Linked DNA regions of Homo sapiens: region 2 is linked to region 1. The links are chromatin contacts, found by Hi-C or POLR2A ChIA-PET in ENCODE. All regions are on one chromosome and are shown on one strand. Each heading gives the region's core, a stretch centred on a gene start or an enhancer-like site at or near the end of the contact. The rest is flanking DNA. Distances are from core to core; before and after follow the strand shown. Region 1 holds the start of NUSAP1 (nucleolar and spindle associated protein 1). Region 2 overlaps EHD4 (EH domain containing 4).

Evidence for each region. A loop is a pair of places that touch in the nucleus more often than their neighbours do. ChIA-PET counts read pairs that join two places held with the same protein, here RNA polymerase II (POLR2A). Pooled maps may share reads with other maps.
Region 2: a loop to region 1 is called in a map with no recorded cell type, with 5 times the contacts of the local background. The contact joins the enhancer-like site here to the promoter of NUSAP1 in region 1. A Hi-C loop is called at or near these places in 1 of 37 single-sample maps with no recorded cell type and 1 of 50 pooled maps. POLR2A ChIA-PET finds 5 or more read pairs at or near these places in 1 of 52 experiments (T-cell).

The regions. Positions count from the first base shown.
Region 1 is chr15:41,331,068-41,334,440 of GRCh38, forward strand. It overlaps NUSAP1 (nucleolar and spindle associated protein 1), which reads left to right and starts at 1,814. Exons shown (of 11, transcript NM_016359.5): 1 at 1,814-1,983. The coding sequence starts at 1,891. It overlaps OIP5 (Opa interacting protein 5), which reads right to left and starts at 1,524. Exons shown (of 5, transcript NM_007280.2): 1 at 1,173-1,524; 2 at 848-914. The coding sequence starts at 1,494. RefSeq lists an enhancer at 1,278-1,537.
Region 2 is chr15:41,956,666-41,960,038 of GRCh38, forward strand. The region is part of intron 1 of EHD4 (EH domain containing 4); the gene reads right to left. Among named protein-coding and RNA genes, the nearest start is that of EHD4, 14 kb to the right of the region's middle. RefSeq lists an enhancer at 609-728. Within about 2 kb of position 1,531, at least 4 of the 41 ENCODE cell types and tissues checked have a DNase peak (open chromatin) inside an H3K27ac peak, as active enhancers do.

The sequences.
Region 1 (3,373 bases), core at 564-3,063:
AATCTTCCTGGTTACTGGACAAAGCAACTAAGAATTCCTATATTTTAACCGTAACGTTGAATCAAACTGGTCAGAATGAAATGAATTGTCTCAATGTTAAAGCCAAAACTCAAAATTGAGGAGCCTTGCAATACCAAATTCACTGACTACTTTATTGTCACTTGTAAATCATAGTACAGGCAGGTCGCAAAGTTTACCAGGCAGTATTCAAGTACATAACATTCTAGTTGTGTTTTTCTCCAGTTTCTGGGGTTACTGAAGAATTAGCCCTGGCATAGCTTATTACAAACTAACCATAATCGCAAACTTAAAAGTTCTAATATCAAGCGTGGGCAACATACTAAGGCCTCTACAAAAAATTTAAAAATTAGCCGGGAGTGGTGCTGTGTGCCTGTAGTCCCAGCTACTCCGGAGGGTGAGGTTGGGAGGATAGCTTGAGCCAGGAAGGTAGGGGCTGTAGTGAGCTATGAGCGCACCAGTGCACTCCAGCCTGGGCGAGAGCAAGACCCTGTATCAAAAAGTTCTAATATCTAAAAGGATTGTAGTTTATAGTATGTTATTCTCACTGTAAACCAAAAGGTTATTTTTTTCTTTTGTCCACTACTAGATACATCTTTCTTAGCCTCACTTCACTTGTACAAGCCACCTGGGAGAAGTGGCCCTCAGGAAGATCCTAAAACCAATACACAAATACAACTTTTTCATTTCATTAATACATCAAGTTCATATAAGAGTCAAACAGGTAAAAGCAGCATCCCAAACTGTTTTCTCCTCGTACATGTCAGTTCCACGATCCTCAGTCTCATAAAGTCAGGGACTAGAGACCAATGTAATTATCAATACGTACCTGCCTTTGAGTGAACCTTCAATGCCAACTAGGAAGGGCGCTTCCAAAACGACGTTATTTGTAACTCCTAGGAAGACAAACACGGGTCAGAACCCATACTCTGCGGGCCTTGAAATGGAAAATCTCTCCTCTAGACAGACTCATCCTGGCCGTAAATATCAGGAGACTCCCCGATTCCCTGCCCCATCCCCAGGCCAAGGAGTTATTTGCTTCCAACTTTTCATCCCGTTTTCTTCCCCAGGTGGTTCTCCGCCACCCGGTGGAGAAAGCGGGAACACCCTCTCGGGCTAGCCTCTGCCTTTCCCGAACGCTTCACTGCACTCACTGGAGAAGACCACGGCCCCGAGGGACCGCGACAGGTCCCAGGCGAGGTGCACCGAGTCGGCGAGCACTGCGTGACACTGTGCGCACTGGAACACAGCGCACCTCTCAGGCTGCAGCCAAGACGGCAGCTGCGGGCCGGCGGCTGGCTCCTCAGCCCCCAGCCCTGCGGGGCCGAGCGGCGAGGACCCCTTCACCACCTGCGTATCCCACTCCATGGAGGTCGTAAAAGAAGCTTGGTCAATCGCCCTCTCAGTGCCACCACAAAAGTCCCCCCGGGGCGGCGTTGCACAACGTGAGCGATGCCGCAGCGGCTGAGCCGCCATCTTCCCGCAGCCGGCGCCTTCCTTTCGAATACACGCCAGGCCCCGCCCCAAGCACAGCTCCTGCGTCCTCATTGGACATCATGGGCAATCCAAGCACTGGAGTCCGAGTCCGCGCACTCGTTACCTGAACAGGCGTTACAGGCCCTTTGGCGCCTGCGTATTCGTGAAGTGTGAAAAAAGCGCGCCTCTGTTGGGACGGGAAATCAGCCTTTCTATTGGTCAGGGTTAGAAACCCCGCCTTTGAGGCATTTTCAACCAATGGAAGCGCGGCATTCTTCATTTAAACTGTCTATAAATTTCTGCCTAGTCAAAGTTAAGAGTGGCGCCAGGGATTTGAACCGCGCTGACGAAGTTTGGTGATCCATCTTCCGAGTATCGCCGGGATTTCGAATCGCGATGATCATCCCCTCTCTAGAGGAGCTGGACTCCCTCAAGTACAGTGACCTGCAGAACTTAGCCAAGAGTCTGGGTCTCCGGGCCAACCTGAGGGTACGGCGCTGGCGGTGCGGGTCCCTGGGCGGGCGCGGCGGGAATAGCGGCCTCGGGGAGATGCGGTGCGAAGGGACCGAGAGGGAAGCCCGGGACTGAGGCAGCTCTCCCTGCCCCTCGGGCAGTAGATGTGGTTCACGGTAGTCCCAGTTAGAACTCTGATAAACGGAAGAGGAACTGTAGTTTTCACCTCATTTTGAAGCTGGCTTGTCTGGGTGCTCACATGATAAGCTCTATTCCGAGGGATGGTTTATTGTTTTTTGTTTTGTTTTGTTTTGAAATTACTGTATACCTCTCAGGGCGTCGATTACGAAACTCAGGCCCAGAAAGCACAAGGGGTGTCGTTAATCGTTAGACAATTAAGTAAATAATTGGCTCAGCTTCTGGAAAACCCCAAACAGACTCCAGTGATTTGTAATATTGCCGATAATCTCTTGATACTTTATTGATGGACCTGTCAGAAAAAAAAAATCGACTTTTAGGGGAGCACCTCCTTGGGTAAATTTTTATTGATGACTGTTGGGTTGATGGTCTCTATCAAAACCAGTAAGGTCTTTGACTCCGAGGCTACAAGATGTTTGGAGAGTTGGCCCGGCGCTGTGGCTCACGCCTGTAATCCCAGCACTTTGGGAGGTCGAGGCAGGCGGATCACCTGAGGTCAGGAGTTCGAGACCAGCCTGGCCCTTAAAAAATTAGCCGGGCGTGGTGGCACACGCCTGTGATCCAAGCTTTTTGCCTGTGATCCCAGCTACTTGGGAGGCTGAGGCAGAAGAATCGCTTGAACCTGGGAAGCCGAGGTGGCAGTGAGCCAAGATCGCACCACTGCACTCCAACTTCGGTGACAGAGAGAGACTCAGTCTCAAACAAAACAAAAACAAACAAAAAACCCAAGATGTTAGAAGAAGATTTGGGGATTTAATGTAGGATAGCGGTTTTATATATTTTGTTAATAGTTGAGACTTCCCACATAATACTGCTATATACTCTGGAGGTTTCTCCTGCAGGCTGTGATACTGACAGTGAGTAAATGCTTAAATCAATCGTCACAATTTTTTTTTTATTTGTTTGTTTGTTTGTTTTTTCTTTGAGACGGAGTCTTGCTCTGTCGCCCAGGCTGGAGTGCAGTGGCGCCATCTCGGCTCACCGCAACCTCCGCCTCCTGGGTTCAAGCGATTCTCCTGCCTCAGCCTCCTGAGTAGCTGGGATTACAGGCGCGTGTCACCACGCCTGGCTAATTTTTGTATTTTTAGTAGAGATGGGGTTTCACCATGTTGGTCAGGCTGGTCTCGAACTCCTGACTTCCTGATCCGCCCGCCTCAGCCCCCAAAGTACTGGGATTACAGGCGTGAGCCACCCCACCCGACCTAAATTGTTTAAACAAAATAATCAG
Region 2 (3,373 bases), core at 281-2,780, 630 kb after region 1:
CTTCAAGTGTGAAATAATTTGAAGTCAAAGGTGTCCCCCTTTGACTGTGACCTTGGTAAATCAATCTCTGGATCTCAGACACAGAGGAAGAACTAGAATTAGGAAGAATTACTGTATTATAAAGCTTGCTTGCATTATCAATTTGTTTGGTGATACTTTCACAGATAATACAAAGTTAACATTCAGTGTTCAATTTCACCATCAAAGAAATACCAGTAAAGACAGAGCACATTAACAAATTTTTGAAAACTCGGAATCATCAATGCTGGCAAGGGTCCTGTGAGATAAACACCCTTATATATGTTGGTGGGGGAATAAGTTGGTCTAACTTCACTAAAAAGCAATTTGACACCATGTGTTAGAAGCCTTTAAAATGGGGGTCTTGCTGGGAGCGGTGGCTCGTGCCTGTAATTCCAGCATTTTGGGAGGCCGCAGTGGGAGGATCGCTTGGCCTAGGAGTTCGAGACTAGCCTGGGCAACATGGAGAAACCCCGTCTCTACAAAACATACAAAAATTAGCCAGGTGTGGTGGCGTGCATCTGTAGTCCCAGCTACTTAAGAGGCTGGGGTGGGATGGTCGCTTGAGCCCAGGGAGGTTGAAGCTGCAGTGAGCTGTGACCATGTCACTGCACTCCAGCCTAGGTGACAGAGTGAGACCCTGTCTCTAAATAAATAAAGAAAAAATAAACTCAAATGGGGATTTTGCGGAGTTGACCTCTAACAGCTCGTGCTGGTGTTATTTGAGGGCCTGTTTCCTCTCCTCTCTTGGGCTGTCATTTCCTGCAGGGCATGGTCTATATACTCAGTACTTTAGAAACCTGGAGTCTGGTAGGAATGATTTGAGTCAGCCTCTTATCTTTACAAGCGACAAGACTGAGGGTTAGTGCAGGAACATGGCTTGTTGCTGGTCAAACTCACAGGGTGGCCATGCAGGATCCAGAACCTGCAGCCCCTTTCTCCTGGCCCCAGACTTCTGCTCTTACACCAGGCACAGCACCATCACCCTGGGGTCCTACACTGCCCCCAGCTCCCTGGTGCTCTAAGCAGGACCTGGCAGATCCCTGACTTTACATATGACACTCTAAGCTGATTGCCCTGAAGAAGATTTTTCACTGGGGGACTGCAGAAACTCAGATTCATCTGTTACACTGCTGGGTAAACAGGTACATGTCAGTGCAGTGAGGGAACTCGGAACAACCAAGACACCAAGTATCTGACATGGAAAAAGGGAGAATGAAGTGATGGATCCACACACAGCAAGCTGGAAGGGAAGAGTCTGAGCTGATGCTGAGGTGCAATGTGCATAAATGGGTCAATCACACAGCCACACGGGATAGACAGCCTGATCAACTGTGTTAGACATTTCTCACGGTGGGAGTGCCTCAGAGGCTTTCCCAAAGCTACGAGTTTCAGGGACTCTAGTATTATCTGCAATAACAACAATTCAAAGGAACAAGAGGACACAGGAAGACCACCGTGATTCAGAGCTGATTAGCCCCTCCACAGGCATCCTGTGCTTTGGAGACTTGATTTTTGTCCTTGGCTCCACTTTGCTCCCCCTTTCCTGTGTTCTCGGAGAGGCCTGCCAATTCCAGCAATGATTGCTCCAAGGTTCTCGAGCCAAGCCAGCCACATAAAAAGGTATGGACATTTGGATTCCAAGCAGCTGGGCGGAAGGGATGGTGGGATGGATGGGAGACCTGACATCCCCTTGTCCTGGTCCGATGAGGTCCCCAGTTCAGACTCATCCAAGTGGCTCTGGGGTACCCCGGTTGCCAGCATTCAGCCCAAGCTCACAGAGCTACTTTGATGCAAGAGTATATATGGATGGTGTCTTCTTTTTTTCATTGCTTAGGCTAGAATTTTTTTTTTCACTTCATAGAAGTGAATGTCATTTATGACAAGGGGAAGAAAAAAAACTCTCAAGATATTGAAAACAGAGATACTCTCAATATGTCCAAGCACCATCTTCTCAACGATGAGCTTAAGAATGAATAAAAACCAAACAAATCTAAGTGGCACATTATTCAAACAAATGCTGGAGTAGTGGGCAAAGCATTACACTTTAAATAAATATACCTAACGCTTGAGGACTCGTTATGTGCTAAAGTCTTTACATGAATAGTCTCATTTCATCCTAACTACCTTATGGGCAGGTACTATTTCTATCCCTATTTTACAGATGAGGAAACTAAGGCTCAAATGGGTTAAGCGGTTTATTAAGATGAAGGATTTCTTACTAGTCTTATGAGGACACCACCCACCCTAAATCAGAGCCTGAGAGGCCGACGGGTTCCACTGGGAATGTTTACAGGAACGTGTCCTGTGAATCATAACAAATACACAAATGTAAGATTTTAAAAATAATACGGCACATATATTTTGAGTGTTGTATGAGCATTATTTTTAAATTATCAAGCCAAATCTAAAGAAATGGTTTGTGTGGGCTGGGCGTGGTGGCTCACGCCTGTAATCCCAGCACTTTGGGAGGCCGAGGTGGGCGGATCACGAGGTCAGGAGATCGAGACCATCCTGGCTAACACGGTGAAACCCCGTCTCTACTAAAAATACAAAAATAAAATTAGCCAGGCATGGTGGCGGGCGCCTGTAGTCCCAGCTACTCGGGAGGCTGAGGCAGGAGAATGGCGTGAACCCGGGAGGCTGAGCTTGCAGTGAGCCGAGATCGTGCCACTGCACTCCAGCCTGGGTGACAGAGCAAGACTTTGTCTCAAAAAAAAAAAAAAAAAAAAAAAAAAAAGAAATGGTTTGTGTGATGATAAACGAGATCTTAAAATATGTTCGTGCATACCTTGGCATCTGTGCATGGAGTTTGGGGGTTCAATTCATTGCTATTGCCTGAAACATTTTTAAAATAAGTTTTGGAAAGTTTCATGTAATATATTTTTCTTCAGAATACTTACTTGATCCACTATTTCACTAGGAGAGGGATGAAAAGGAAGAGTTACTACTTCTACTCTGATTTGATTTGAGCCTGGAAAGATGTTTTAAGAGCAGTTTCTGGCCGGGCACGGTGGCTCACACCTGTAATCCCAGCACTTTGAGAGGCTGAGGTGGATGGATCATGTGAGGTCAGGAGTTCAAGGCCACCCTGTGGCAAACACGGTGAAACCCCGTCTCTACTAAAAGCACAAAAATTAGCCGGGCGTGGTGGTGCGCACCTGTAATCCCAGCTACTCGGGAGGATGAGGCAGGAGAATTGCTTGAACCTGGGAGGCGGAGGTTGCAGTGAGCCAAAATTGCACCACTGCATTCCAGACTGGGTGAGACTCCACCTCAAAAAAAAAAAAAAAAAAGCAGTTTCTATTGTTTAATCTATCCTTGTGTTTCACACCAGGAAAAGTAAGTGGGAGAA